2 separate regions of the Homo sapiens genome follow, and region 2 is linked to region 1. A link is an interaction called in ENCODE POLR2A ChIA-PET data of the cell type or tissue named here. Cell type or tissue: GM12878. All regions are shown on one strand. Region 1 overlaps C2orf92 (chromosome 2 open reading frame 92). Region 2 overlaps MITD1 (microtubule interacting and trafficking domain containing 1).

Region 1 (8,000 bases):
AGCCAATAAATTTCAACTTATTACAAATTACCTAGGCTGTGGTATTCTGTTATAACAGCACAAAATGGACATGTAGCAGCTGCACCATCTTACCTTCCCACCAGCAATGTATGAGGGTTTCAATTTCCTTCATCCTCACCAATATCTGTTATTTTTCTTTTTAAAAAAATAGCCATTCTGGCTGGGCACGGTGGCTCACACCTGTAATCCCAGCACTTTGGGAGGCCGAGGAGGGCAGATCACCTGAGGTCAGGAGTTCGTGACCAGCCCGGCCCACATGGCAAAACCCCATCTCTACTAAAAATGCAAAAATTAGCCAGGTTTGGTGGTAGGCATCTATAATCCCAGCTACTAGGGAGGCTGAGGCAGGAGAATTGCTTGAACTTGGGAGGTGGAGGTTGCAGTGATCCGAGATTGCGCCACTGCCCTCCAGCCTGGGTGACAGAGCAAGACTTTGTCTCAAAAAAAGAAAAAAAAAGGCCAGCACAGTGGCTCACGCCTGTAATCCCAGCAATTTGGGAGGCCAAAGCGGGAAGATCATGAGTTCAGGAGATTGAGACCATCCTGGCTAACACAGTGAAACCCCGTTTCTACTAAAAATACAAAAAATTAGCCGGCCATGGTGGCAGGCGCCTGTAGTCCCAGCTACTCAGGAGGCTAAGGCAGGAGAATGGCGTGAACCTGGGAGGCAGAGTTTGCAGTGAGCCGAGATCACACCACTGCACTCCAGCCTGGGCGACAGAGCGAGACTTTGTCTCAAAAAAAAAAAAAAGAAAGAAAGAAAGAAAGAAAAAAACCAAAATAGCCATTCTAGGCCGGGCGTGGTGGCTCATGCCTGTAATCCCAACACTTTGGGAGGCCGAGGTGGATGGATCACGAGGTCAGGAGATCGAGACCATCCTGGCTAACACAGTGAAACCCTGTCTCTACTAAAAATACAAAAACTTAGCCATGCGTGGTGGCGGGCGCCTGTAGTCCCAGCTACTCGGGAGGCTGAGGCAGGAGAATGGTGTGAACCCGGGAGGCGAAGCTTGCAGTGAGCCAAGATTGTGCCACTACACTCCAGCCTGGGTGACAGAACAAGACTCTGTCTCAAAAATAAAAATAAAAATAAAAAATAAAATCCATTCTAAGAAGCGTGAATAGTGATATTTTGCATTTCCCTAATGACTAATGATGTTGAGCATCTTTTTATGTGTTTATTGGCCATTTGTATATCTTCTTTGGAAAATAGCTATTCAAGTTATTTGCCCATTTTTGGAGTGGGTTGTTTGTTTGTTTTGTTGTTAAGTTACAGGAGTTTGCTGTGTCTTCTGGATATTGATCCCTCATCAGATATGTGAATTGCAAACATTTTCTCTCATTCTGTGGGAGAAATGCCTTTGATATACAACAGTTTTTAATTTTGATGATGTCCAATGTAGCTATTTTTTCTCTTTTTGCCTGCTTTTGGTGTCAGATTTAAAACATCACGTGCCTAATTCAAGGTCATGAAGATTTTCACCTATGTTTACTTCTAAGAGACTAATAGTTTAAGCTCATTAATTTAGATCTTTGACCTACTTTGAATTTTTGTATATGGTATAAGGTAATGAGCTAGCTTCATTCTTTTGCCTGTGACCTTCCAGTTTTCCCAGGACCATTTGTCGAAGAGACTGTCATTTCCACTCTGTTGGCTTTGACATCCTTGTTGAAAATCAATTGACTGGCCGGGCACGGTGGCTCATGCCTGTAATCCCAGCACTTTGGGAGGCCGAGGTGGGCGGATCACGAGGTCAGGGGATCGAAACCATCCTGGCTACCATGGTGAAACCCCATCTCTACTAAAAATACAAAAAATTAGCCAGGCGTGGTGGCGGGCGCCTGTAGTCCCAGCTACTCGGGAGGCTGAGGCAGGAGAATGGTGTGAACCTGGGAGGCAGAGCTTGCAGTGAGCTGAGATCACACCACTGCACTCCAGCCTGGGCGACAGAGTGAGACTCCGTCTCAAAAAAAAAAAAAAAAAAAAAATTAGCTGGGCATGGTGGCGCATACCTGTAATCCCAGCTACTAGGGAGGCTGAGGCAGGAGAATGGCGTGAACCCAGGAGGCGGAGCTTGCAGTGAGCCAAGATCGCGCCACTGCACTCCTGCACTCCAGCCTGGGCGACAGAGTGAGACTCCATCTCAAAAAAAAAAGAAAAGAAAAACTGACCATAGACATATGCATTTCTTTCTGAACTTTCTATTCTATTCTACTGGTCTATGTGATTAGCCTTATACTAGTATCACACTGTTTTGATAACTGTGCTTTGTAGCAAGTTTTGAAATGAGAAAGTGAAATTCCTCCAATTGTTTTCTTTTTTTTCAGGACTATTTTTGCTGTTTGAAGCATTTGAAATTCCATACGAATCTTACGGTAGATTTTTCTTTTGCTGGGAAAAAAGCCCTTGAGATTTTGATAGGGATTATATTGAATGTGCAGATCACTTTGGGCAATTTTGACATCTTTTTTTTTTTTTTTTAATAGATACCAGGTCTTATTGTGTTGCCCAGGCTGGATCTCAAACACCTGGGCTCAAGTGATCCTCTTGCCTCAGCCTCCCAAGTGCTAAGATTACAGGTGTGAGCCATCATGCCAGGTCAATTTTGACATCTTAACAATATTAAGTTTTTCAGTCCATGAACATGAGATTCTTTGTTTCTCTATTTTCTTTTATCAGTGCTTTGTAGTTTTCAGTACTGGTATAAGTCTTTCACTTTCTCGGCTAAGTTTATCTCTAAGTATTTTATTCTTTTTGATATAATCGTAAATGGAATTAATTGTTCTCATATCTTGTTTGGATTATTAGTGTATATATCGTTAGTGTATAAAAACACAGCTGATTTTTGTGTGTTCAATTTGTACCCCACAACTTTGCTAAATGCATTTACTGGTTTTAATATGTTTGTGTGTGTGTGTGTGTGTGTGTGTGTGTGTGTGTGTGGAGTCTATATGGTTTTCAACATATAAGATCAAGTCATCTGCAACCAGAGATAATTTTATTTCTTCCTTTCTGATTTGGATGCCTCATTTCTTTTTTTTGCCTAATGACTCTGGCTATGACTTCCAGTACTGTATTGAATAGAATTGGTGAGAGCAGGCATCCTTGCCTTGTTCCTGATCTTTGAGGAAAGCTTTCAGTCTTTCAACATTGAGCACGATATCATCCATGGGTTTTTCAAACAGGCTTTTATTACGTTTTGGTAGTTTCCTTCTATCTCTAGTTTGTTGAGTGTTTTGGTTTTTTTTTTCAATCATGAAAGGGTGTTGAATTTTGTCAAATGCTATATCTGCATCAATTGAAATGATATTTTTTCTCCTTCATTATATTAATGTGGTATATTACAGTGATTGATTTTTATTATGTTCAACCATCCTTCTGTTCCAGAAATAAATCCTTCTTGGTCTGGTGTATAGTCCTTTTAATAGGCTATTGGTTTTGGTTTGCTAATGTTCTGTTGAGGATTTTTCTGTTTATATTTACAAGAGACATTTGTTTTTAGTCTTCTTGTAGTGACTTTGTCTGCCTTTGGTATCAGGGCCATACTCCATACTGGCCTCTTAGAGTAAGCCAGGAAGTGTTTCTTCCTCTTCAGCTTCTTGGAAGGGTTTGAGGACTGGTGTTAGTTCTTATTTATAGCTTTTGTAGATTTTGCCAGAGAACACATCTAATTCTAGACTTTCTTCGTTGGAAAATTTTGATTACTGATTCATTCTCCTTACTTGTTATGTGTCTATTCAGATTTTCTTATTTCTTCTGGAGTCAATTTTGGTAGTTCGTGTGCTTCCAGGAATTTTAAAATTTCATCTAGGTCATCCAATTTGTGAGCATACAAATGTTTATATTCTTCTCTCATTAAATGCTTTCTATTTCCAGAAAATTAGTAGTAATATTCCCACTCTAATTTCTGAATTCATAATGGATCCTCTTCTTTCTTCACCTATCTAGCTAGAAGTTTGTCAATTTTGTTGGTCTTTTTAAGTAACTAATTTTGGGTTTCATCAGTTCTCTTCTATTGTTTTTCTGTTATTTCACTTCTTTCCTCTGTATACTTTACTATTTCCTTCTTTCTCCTAGCTTTCAACTTAATATGCTGTTCTTTTTCTAGTTCCTTTAGGTGTACAATTAGGTTATTTATTTAAGATCCCCCCCCTTTTTTTTTTGAGACAGAGTCTTTCACTGTTGCCAGGCTGGAGTGCAGTGGCACCATCTCGGCTCACTGCAAGCTCCGCCTCCTGGGTTCATGCCATTCTCCTGCCTCAGCCTCCCAAATAGCTGGGACTACAGGCGCCCGCCACCACGCCCAGCTAATTTTTTGTACTTTTAGTAGAGACAGGGTTTCACCGTGTTAGCCAGGATGGTCTCGATCTCCTGACCTCGTGATCCGCCCGCCTAGGCCTCCCAAAGTGCTGGGATTACAGGCGTGAGAAGATCCTCTTTTTTAATGAATGCATTTATATCTATAAATCTCCCTCTTGGCATTGCTTTCACTGCATCCCAAGTTTTGGCATGTTGTGTTTAATTTGCACTTATCTCAAGGCAGTTTCTAAATTCCCTTGTGATTTCTTCTTTGACCCATTGATTATTTAAGAGTGTGTTGCTTAATCTCCATGTGTGTAAATATTCCAGATTTCCCTCTGTTGTAGATTTCTAGTTTCATTCCATTGTGATCTGAAAAGATACTTTGTATTATTTCAGTCTTTTTCAATTAATGAAGATTTGTGTCCTAACATATGGGCTATCCTGGCAAATATTCCATATGCTCTTGAGAAGAATACATATTCTTCTGTTGCTGGGTGGATTGTTCTGGATATGTCTGCTAGGTCTAATTGGTTTAGAGTGCTGTTCAAGTCTATTCCTTTACTTACTGTTCCTCTGTACAATTCTTTTTTTTTTTTTTTTTTTTTTTTTTTGAGATGGAGTCTCGCTCTGTCTCCTGTGCTGGAGTGCAGTGGCGCCATCTCGGCTCACTGCAACCTCTGCCTCCCTGGTTCAAGTTATTCTCCTGCCTCAACCTCCCAAGTAGCTGGGACTATAGGCGCATGCCACCATGCCCAGCTAATTTTTGGGGTTTTTTGGTTTTTGTTTTTTTTTGAGACGGAGTCTCGCTCTGTCTCCCAGGCTGGAGTGCAGTGGCGCAATCTCGGCCCACTGCAAGCTCCACCTCCCGGGTTCATGCCATTCTCCTGCCTCAGCCTCCTGAGTAGCTGGGACTACAGGTGCCCACCACCACGCCTGGCTAATTTTTTGTATTTTTAGTAGAGATGGGGTTTCACCGTGTTAGCCAGGATGGTCTCGATCTCCTGACCTCATGATCCGCCCGCCTCGGCCTCCTAAAGTGCTGGGACTACAGGCGTGAGCCACCGCCCCTGGCCTCTTCTGTCTAGTTCTATTCATTATTGAGAGGAGGATACTGAAGTCTCCAACTATCCTTGTCTCTCATAAACCATGTGGTTTAACATCTATTTTGTCTGAAAATAATACAGCCACCTCAGCTCTCTTTTGGCTATTATTTGCATGAAATACATTTTCCATTCTTTTACTTTCAACCTCCTTGTATTCCCTAAGTGAATCTCTTGGAGACAGTAGATACATGGACAGGTTTTTAAATCCAATTTGCAAATCTCTGCCTTTTATTAAGAGTTTAATCCATTTAAATTTAATGTGATTACTGATTAAAAAGTATTTAATCTGCCATTTTGCTCTTTTGTTTTTGTTTTTGAGATGGAGTCTCACTCTGTCGCCCAGGCTGAAATGCAGTGGCATGATCTCGGCTCACTGCAACCTCTGCCTCCCATGTTCAAGTGATTCTCCTGCCTCAGCCTCCCAAATAGCTGGGATTACAGGCATGCACCATCACGCTCAGCTAATTTTTGTGTTTTAGTAAAGACGGGGTTTCACCATGTTGGCCAGGCTGGTCTTGAACTCCTGAGCTTAAGTGATCTGCCCACCTTGGCTTCCCAAAGTACTGGGCTTACAGGCGTGAGCCACCAGGCTCAGCCATTTTGCTATTTGTTGTGTATATGTGTGTTGTGTTTTTGGTCATTTAGGGGTTTGTGTTTTGTGTGTGTTTTCTTTTGCTCGTCATTCCCCCATTACTGCTTTTTTTAAAAGTTGGTTCTTTATAATGTTCCATTCAACTCTTTATTTCTTTTTCTTTTTTTTCTTTTTTTTTTTTTTTTGAGATAGAGTTTCACTCTTGTTGCCCAGGCTGGAGTGCAATGGCGTGATCTTGGCTCACGGCAACCTCCGCCTCCTGGGTTCAAGCAATTCTCCTGCCTCAGGCTCCCGAGTAGCTGGGATTACAGGCACCTGCTGCCCGGCTAATTTTTGTATTTTTAGTAGAGATAGGGTTTCATCATGTTGGCCAGGCTGGTTTCAAACTCCTGACCTCAGGTGATCCCCCCACCTCAGCCTCCCAAATGGCTGGGATTACAGGCATAAGCCACCCTGCCTGGCTTCGACTCTTTCTTTTACTCTTTTGTTCCATATTTTTTTAGTTATTATTTACTGGTTACCTTGGAAACACCTAAACTAGTTAAAATTTGTTTAAACTTAAACACCTAGTATCTTAAATTTTTAACAACTTAGCTTGAATAGTATCAACTTAGTTTCAATAGTATACAAACACTCTGCACACATATATCTCTATTCCCTTCCCTTTATATTGTTGTTATTACAGAGTCTATCTTTATACACTGTATGACCATTAACAGATGTGTAATTATTATTTCATGCATTCACCTTTTAAATCATATTTTTAAAAGGCAGAAGTTATAGATGAAACCTAAAGTACAATAAGACTTTTAGAGCTAGTAGTTACCTTTACCAGCATTTTTTTTTTTCTTATGTCAAGTGACTGTTAAATGTCCCTTCATCTCAGCCTGAAGGGCTCTCTTTGCCATTTCTCATAAGGCGGGTCTCTCAGCTTTTGTTTACCTGAAAATGTTCTGTTTCTCTTTTATTCTGGAAAGATAATTTTGTCAGATAGAGAATTCTTGCTTGACAGTATTTTCCTTTTTACTTTTTTTTTTTTTTTCCAAGAAAGGATCTCACTCCCATCACCCAGGCTGGAATGCAGTGGGGCAATCTCAGCTCACTGCAGCCTGGACTTCCCAGGCTCAGGTGATCCTCCCACCTCAGTGTGCTGAATAGCTGGGACTACAGGTGTGCACCATCACACCCAACTAATTTTTTTTTTTTTTTTTTTTTAGTAGAAACAGGGTTTTGCCGTATTGCCCAGGCTGGTCTCGAATTCCTGGGCTCAAGTGATCTGCCCACGTCAGCCTCCCAAAGTGCTGGGATTACAGGAATGAGCCACCATGCCCTGCTGATTACATTATTTTTCTTTCAGAACTTTGAATGTGCCATCCTACTGCCTCCTACCCTCTGTGGTTGTTGCGGAGAAATGAGTGGTGAATTTTATTGAGGGTTCCTTTTATGCTGAGTCACTTATCTGTTACTGCTTTCAAGATTCTCTTTGTGTCTGGATTTTGACAATTTGCTAATAATGTGTTTCACTGTGAATCTCTGAGTATTCTGCTTGGAGTTCATTGAGTAACTTGAATGTGCACATTCATGTCTTTCAACATATTCAGGAAGTTTGGGGCTATTCTTCATTCAAACATTGTCTTCATATCTCTCTGTCTTTCCCTTCTGAGACTCCCATAATGTATATTTTAGTATGCTTGATGGTGCCCCACAAGTCCCACATGTTCAATTCATTTTCTTTTTTTTTTTTCTTTCTGCTTCTCAGGCTGGATACTTTCAATGTCTTATCTTCAAGTGTGCTGATCCTTTCTTTTTTTTTTTATTTTTTTGAGGCAGAGTCTTGCTCTGTTGCCCAGGCTGGAGTGCAATGGCGCGATCTCGGCTCACTGCAAGCTCTGCCTCCTGGGTTCATGCCATTCTCCTGCCTCAGCCTCCCGAGTAGGTGGGACTACAGGCACCCACCACCACGCCCTGCTAATTTTTTGTA
Region 2 (8,000 bases), 1.5 Mb before region 1:
AGAAGTACTTGGACCAAGAAAAAGAAGGTAAAGAGGTTGTTTTAGAAAATGCATCCATAAACAACTGTGACTGTCCATTCACCCAATGTTTCTGGCTCCTGCCCTTTGGAGCTCTGTGTGGTCTGGACCAGTTGTCCCTGGGAGCTTACAGGATTTAATCTGTATTTCCACTCCCATACAGGAGTTGTTCTTAATTTTTTGTTTGTTTGTTTGTTTTGGCTTTTGTTTTTAGTTGGGGGTGGGAATATCAGACACCCCTTTGAACATCTCATGAAAGCTATACTTACTGGAGAATGTTCCATGCCATTTTTAAGGGGTTCACAAATCCCTATGAAGCTTATGTGTGGACCCTATGTTAAGAAATACTACAGGGAATACTGAATGTAAATTGTGTATTTTATTTATATTTCCCTTTATGAAATGACCAAAATCATGAAAGAAGCTAAAGAAACTCCTGGGATTTCTCTCAGATTTTGTTGTGAATCAAAACACCTCAGGAGTTAAGCATTCCTAATGATTAGAGGTCAGGTAGGTATTGTTCCCTATTATTAGTTCCCTACTCCTAAGCATCCAGTTTACAAATGTCTGTAAATGGCCATTTCCACCCTTACCTGAGTGCATACTTGCTGCTTTCTATAGCCAAAGGTACTGCTGCCCTCAAAAGCCAGTGCCCCCAGGCCCCAGCTTTTCTTCCTCTCTATACTTTCTACACCCCTTTCCCCATCTCTTCCTACTATCCTGTATCAGTACATACCCTGGGGACCCCCCACTGAGCTCCTTTGTTCAGTGGGAATAAAGTTATGTTTCCTTAGCCCCGATTTGAAATTTAGAATGAAATTTTACTCCAAAACATTGATGAAATATAGTACCTCCAGCATTGTGGTTTTGAGTACATGGAATTAAATTAACCTCTATACGGCTATCTTGGCTTAAAAAATAAGGCATAGTTGCCAATGTTATCTATGTGGAAATATTTGGAACAGAATCCAAACTACTGATTTTTAAACAAAGTGTAAAGTATAATTTAGGGGCTACCATTAGGGTTTTTTTTTTTTTTTTTAGACGGAGTCTCGCTGTGTCGCCCAGGCTGGAGTGCAGTGGCGCGATCTCTGCTTACTGCAACCTCTGCCTGCTGGGTTCAAGCAATTCTTCTGTCCCAGCCTCCCGAGTAGCTGGGACTACAGGCACCCGCCGCCAAGCCTGGCTCATTTTTGTATTTTTAGTAGAGTTGAGGTTTTGCCATATTGGTCAGGCTGGTCTCTAACTCCTGACCTCAGGTGATCCTCCCGCCTCAGCCTCCCAAAGTGCTGGGATTACAAGTGTGAGCCACCATGCCCAGCCAGGGGTCATATTTTTTTAAAACCTTAAAGGTTTCTGATAACTTTTTCAATATTCATTTTGAATGAACAAAAGCAATAGATCTATCCTCTTGATCCTGTGACATCCCAGTCTTTAGCTTATTAAGAAGTACTATAAATTTCTGTTTAAAACTGTACACGTGCCAAGAAAGACTTTGAAGCTTCATATTATACTGCATTAATTTTTTTTTTTTTTTTTAAGGCAGAGTCTTGCTCTGTTGCCCAGGCTGGAGTGCGGTGGCATGATCTCAGCTCACTGCAACATCCACCTGGGTTCAAGTGATTCTCCTGCCTCAGCCCCCCAGGTAGTTGGGACTACAGGCACCTGACATCATGCCTGGCTACTTTTTATATTTTTAGTAGAGCTGGGGTTTCACCATGTTGGCCAGGCTGGTCTCGAACTCCTGACCTCAAATGATCTACCTACCTTGGCCTCCCAAAATGCTGGGATTACAGGCGTGAGCTACCGCGCTCTGCCCTGCATTCATGTTTAATACTCACTTTAGTTATTAGATTGCAAGACATAAAAAGACAAGTCTGAAGAGGAGGACCAGATAGCCACTGAGTTTCAGTATGTGGTGCTACCCATGGCGACAGGGAGTTATTGGATACCTTTATATATACACTACTCCCTTCAACAAACTGCCTGGTCTATAGGATCTTGCTCAAGGACCTGTTCCAGGAAACCTCTAGATTTTCCCCCTTGCCTAGCCTCTGTGAAGGCAGAAATCACTAATGGAGTGGTTTGCCTTAAATACCTTTGTACGTGTAACATCCTGCAATGTATATGATATTTAGTAGGCATTCAATAAGTATTTGCTGAATAAGTTAAAAAAATTAATATGTATCTGATGCTGATTAATCACTCTATATAAAATATAAAATGTGTAAAAAAAAAATGGTCACTGGTTTTACTGTTGAAGCCTGTGTTTTATAGATGGAAAATATCACAAGCAAATTAAAATAGAAGAGAATGCAACAGGTTTCAGTTATGAGTCACTTTTTCGCGAATACCTTAATGAGACAGTTACAGAAGTTTGGATAGAAGATCCTTATATTAGACATACTCATCAGGTATGTGAACATACTAAAATATAATGAAATATCATATTCAATGTACTAAATTAGTAATAATCCATTCTAATGTCTTTTAGCTGTATAACTTTCTTCGATTTTGTGAGATGCTTATTAAGAGACCATGTAAAGTAAAAACTATTCACCTTCTCACCTCTCTGGATGAAGTAGGTACCTGAAAGCACTTACTCTTTCTTATTAACTTTATTCAGTTACAAGATGTAGTCCAGTCAAGGAGAACACAGATGCAGTGCTTCAGCTAGATTTGTTTCCTTGGGAATTAACTTATTATCTAACAGTATGCATAACATGTCATAAAAAAAGTTATTGATTTTAGGATGCTGATTTTGTATTTGGCCACTTTGCTAAATGCACTTATTCAAATAGTTTGTTAGTTTAGTCTCTTGGATATTCTAGGAGGCAATCACACTGTCTGCACTATGAACAATTTTGTTTCTTTACCAATTATTATATCTGGGGGATGGTAGCATGATATGATATGGTAGTGGGCATCTCTATCTTGGTTTTGACTTAAAATAAGAATGCTTCTAAATAATTATGATTTCTACGATTGATTTCAAAAGCAGTCAGCTCCACCTGGATGATTAAAACTATTCTAAACTACATTTAAGGAGACAGGATGGAGTTATGTTCACATTAGAAAAAAAGATGATTTTGATAAAAATAATTGCTCTTTAAACTACCTCACATTGGTTGTTTTTTTGAGATAATAGACATTGAAACTAGTATAGAACATTTCCATCTTAATCCACCTGTGATATAGATTGTATAGCTTAGGGATAATTTAAGATAGTAATAATAACTGCGGCAGATAATCGTATTTTTGCTATTAACAGGGCATTGAGCAAGTGCAGCAAAGTAGAGGCCTGCAAGAAATAGAAGAGTCACTCAGGAGTCACGGAGTGCTGTTGGAAGTTCAATACTCTTCTTCAATACATGACCGAGAAATTAGGTTAGTCTACAATAATGTTTTAATTTTTATGCAGTTGATATATACTTAAAATTTTTGTAAATGTTTTATATAATTGCCTATAAATATTTAATAATTTATAAATATTTAAAATTCAAATAAAACTCCATTTAGTACTTTTTCACTTTTGAGAAGAAAAAAAACACTTGGCTTTCTTTTTGACAAAGTAAGCCAAGTGTTTTGTGTGTGAGTTTAATATTTCCTAATGGAATAGTATTTACATGTTCTGTGTCATATAGAAAAAGAGAACACTTTTCTGTCTACTCAACTGTATATATAGTGTTATGATATTAGGATAATTTATTTTCTAGTGAACTTAATATTTACTTAATGTGGCTTTACTTCTTAGGGGTTATTAAATATTCTAGTAGGCATGACAATTTGCTGAGTCTATAAGAAAACAGAATATGCAGTTATTTTAGTGATATCTTCCTTTTGTTTAGCACAGTGGTTATGTTTATAGCAAGGGCACTCAGTTTTAATAAAAACTTAATCACAAACTAAATATGCAAAACAGATGAAAATGCAGCTGCTGTAGTTAAAGCAGAGGTCAGGGTCCAGGGCTCCTCCTGCACATTCCCCATCTCTAGGTAGGGGAACTCTTGAAACACCACCAGTTTCCCTGAATACACTTTGCCACCACTTGTTAGCAGAACACGAAAAAGTTTTATCAACAAGCTGAAATTCAAGATTAAACTATCAGATAATTAAATCAACTGATTGTTTCTATGACTGTTTTCATTGTGGACACAGCTCATAATGAACCCCAGGTTTGATTCAACTCATGCCACTGGAGGAAGTGGTTTGCTTTGTTAGGGGGAAATTTTGCTGACACTTAATACACTACAGCTTTATTAATAGTCTGACTTAAATGTCTTGAATATAATACTATATACTAATTTCAACAGGTTCAACAATGGATGGATGATTAAGATTGGAAGGGGACTTGATTATTTTAAGAAACCACAGGTAGGATATAATCTTATGAGTAAATGTGTAGCACTGTTTTTGTATCATTTTTAATGATACTCTTTTCTTCTCTTCTTAGAGTCGTTTTTCCCTTGGATATTGTGATTTTGATTTAAGACCATGTCATGAAACAACAGTAGACATTTTTCATAAGAAGCATACAAAAAATATATGATGGGTGGTAGCCTAATTTGTATTATGTCTACTTTAAGTGAATATTGGATTTTTTTTAAAAGATCACTTTTATAATGTATGAATTTAACAATAAACTTTTATATTTCTACTAATTTATGGATCCATCATTCAGTTGTGGGAACAATCCTAAATATTTTTGTAAATATATTACTCAGCAGATTTACAATGTTTCTTTCAAGTAATACAGCTAATTTAAACATTTTACCAGCTTCTCTGTTACTTGGCTGCGGGAGCATGTCAACAAATAATAAGCATCTATTAGGAAGATGAATTAGATCTTAATTTTGCCTGTGGGAGTTTTAAGTCCAGGAGGGAAAGACACCATGGATTAGAGTGCTTTTAAAGAGACAGATGGAGCTTGGGCAACCTGTATCAGAAAAAAAAAAAAAAAAAAAAAAAAAAAAAAAATTAGCCGGGCATGGTGGCATGTGCCTATAGTCCTAGCTACTTGGGAGGCTGAGGTGGAAGGATCACTTGAGCCTAGGAGGTTGAGGCTGCAGTGAGCTGAGACTGCACCACTGCACTCTAGCCTGGGTGACAGAGCCAGACCCTGTCTCAAAAGAAAAAAAAGAGACAGATGGGCTTGGGGTCTAATAAACAGGAAAGTAAAATGTTAATTTTGTTACAATTAAGAGAATTGTCTTTGGTAAACATTTACCATCATGCAGTTGTGCAGTATTACCTAACTCCATGAAGGCAAATCAACCCATTCAGTTATCCAAATGCATTTTGCAGCTCATTCACTTTGGCTGGCACATTTGTAAAGCCTTGCAGCTTAGAATCAACTGTTCTGGGTAAGCTTTTCATCCAGATGCCAGTTGTGTGGTTGGAGACAGAATAGATTCCATGGAGACAGGCTGAAGAGGGGTTGTATGCTAGAGGTAGTGGGCGGTCCACAGCTCAAAGAACATGCTGGCTGGGCACAGTGGCTCACGCCTGTAATCCCAGCACTTTGGGAGGCAAAGGCAGGCGGATCACCTGAGGTCAGGAGTTTGAGACCAGCGTGGCCAACATGGAGAAACCCCGTCTTTATTAAAAATACAAAATTAGCCAGCCGTGGTGGCGCATGCCTGTAATTCCAGCTACTTGGGAGGCTGAGGCAGGAGAATTGCTTGAACCCTGGAGGTGGAGGCTGCGGTGAGCGGAGATCATGCCATTGCACTCCAGCCTGGGCAACAAGAGTAAAACTCCATCTCAAAATAAAAAAAGAAACAAATAAAAAAACCCAGCTAAGCTAACATATGTAAGAGGAAAACTATAGTACCAGTGTTCAGTATTGGAGAGTGCACATATAAATGTCACATCTGAGGACTATTCAACAGAGTTAAAACAGTGTAGAGGACCAAAGGTAGAGACCATGGGAACAAGGTTGGACAGAGTGGTCTTGGGCAAGCCTTGGACACTGTTTTCCTTTTGTGGGACAGCTGGTAGGTACAAGATGGAGCTGGCATAAAAGGCCAGGAAGGGCTTCCAGAACAGTTCCTGATTTTTTTTTAAATCTTTTCAGGTTCAGGTGCTGATAATACTGAATCTGAAAAATTTTAGACTCAAACTAATTTACTAAGCTGTATCATATGGAAATTCAGGGTCTCAGGAAAACACTTGAACAAGTGTTGGCCTGATCCGAAGTTCCTTTCTGCAGAGTATCTTTGCTTATCTTGCCCAGTACCCGATGCCACGTGGAAATGGAGTGGCTCTTAATTAAGGTAAGAACATGTGTTAGGCCTCTTTACCTTCATGTTAAAATAACAATTCTGATTTCTAAAGCATATGAATCGTTACTATGGAGAATTAGCAATCCACAACCCTGTGCAATTAACTTTTATCCAACTTCTATAAAAATCCTGGCTAAGACATAGTGATATTTAAAGAAAAGAGTCTACAGACATGCTATCCATTCTAGATATTTGGAGTTCTATCCCCAGATCTAATTAGAGCACCAGAAGCCTACCAGGTACAGCTTAAATATATCAAGAAATGTGTTAAGAACTATATGAACAACTATAAGCTTTATGGAGGGACATAAAAGAAAATTAGGGTAACTAGAAAGACAAATTGTATTCCTGAATGGGAAGACTTAATGTCAGTTCTCTCTAACTTAATTTATAAATTAAATGACAAAAGAGAGTAACACCAGGAGACTTGCTTGACCAGCTATAAAGACATAGCTACAATAATTTTCTTAAAAATGTATGGGCATAGGCATGGGCAAATAAATCAGTGGGATAGAATAAAAGAGTCCAGAAACACATTTGAAAGAGAGAAATTGTGTATGAATGAGTATTTAATATGTAATAAAGGTGACATTTTAAGTTAGTGGAGAAAGAGCTCAACAAATGGTTGGAAAAAATAACATTAAGGCCTCTGTCTTACTCCGCATAAAGAAATTTTTCTGTAATGATGTTGACACCATACAAAGAAATCTAAACGTATTACAGAGCTAATTAATGAAAAATTTATATATATATATATATATATATATATATATATATATATTTAAAACCCCACTTAATGAACTGAGTATAACAGAAAGCCCCAGAACTCTTAAGAGCAAAAGACTTGGTCATGTAAATATACAAAACTTGAGTAAAAGGAAACATAAGCTAAGTTAAAAAAATGAGAGATCAAATTTATAAAATTAGAGTCAGTATTCCTAATATATAAGGATGATGGCCAGATTTTTAGCAGTGACCTTGATCTGACCTCCTTTAGCCTCCACAAGGACTTGGGCCTTAGAGCAATCTCTCCTGCTGTACTGCATCATTCCTATTAGTACACACATCTCGAGCCAGATGCCACCCTATTTTTTCATTCTTCATGAAAAATTTCTTCAAAGAGTGTTCTCTGTATGTTTTTTTTTTTTTTTTTCTTATTTCCTCACCACCTATTTGCTTTAACTCACTTCAGTCTGGCGACTGCCCCAGGTACTCCACTGAAATCGTTTTTGCTAAGGTCAACAGTGATCTCTGTACTACCATATTCAATGGGCACTTTTAAACTCTCGTACTATGTGACCTTTCAGAAGCATTTGACCCAGTTGGCTACTCCCTTCTTGAAACTCTTGACTTTCATGAAACACACTCTCTTCCTCCATTCTTCTTACATTTTAAATACCGAAGTTCTCCCAAGCTAGGTACTAGGTAGTAACCTCTTTTTTTTTTTTTTAATTCACACTCTTTCCCTAAGTGATTACATGGTTAAGTGTTCTTAGTAAAAAACAACAAAAACTGCTCCTACCTGATATAAGCAAAAAAGGGGTTTATTATAAGAATAGTAGGTAGTTGAGCTATAGACTGAGACACAGAGGTTTTGGAGTGAAAAATCACATCTAGAATCACTACCCAGAACTAATCAGATGACACCCCTGCTGACACTGATGCAAGGGCTGGATGCAGTAGCCTACACCACTGATA

What was found. Peaks named below come from ENCODE experiments on the same cell type or tissue, not always from the same donor. Only the 100,000 strongest peaks of a DNase experiment are listed, where the experiment ranks them.
Region 2: POLR2A ChIA-PET joins it to region 1 with 6 read pairs; 2 of 35 experiments call an interaction of 5 or more read pairs at or near these places.

Annotation. Positions count from the first base shown.
Region 1 is chr2:97,678,042-97,686,041 of GRCh38, reverse strand. All of the region lies in intron 3 of C2orf92 (chromosome 2 open reading frame 92), which reads right to left. Among named protein-coding and RNA genes, the nearest start is that of C2orf92, 12 kb to the right of the region's middle. In GM12878, no CTCF peak of the experiment used is centred here; no DNase peak of the experiment used is centred here.
Region 2 is chr2:99,165,942-99,173,941 of GRCh38, reverse strand. It overlaps MITD1 (microtubule interacting and trafficking domain containing 1), which reads left to right. Exons shown (of 7, transcript NM_138798.3): 2 at 1-27; 3 at 2,296-2,432; 4 at 2,513-2,599; 5 at 3,290-3,405; 6 at 4,332-4,392; 7 at 4,472-4,679. The coding sequence ends at 4,567. Among named protein-coding and RNA genes, the nearest start is that of MITD1, 11 kb to the left of the region's middle. In GM12878, no CTCF peak of the experiment used is centred here; no DNase peak of the experiment used is centred here; H3K27ac peaks cover 327 bases.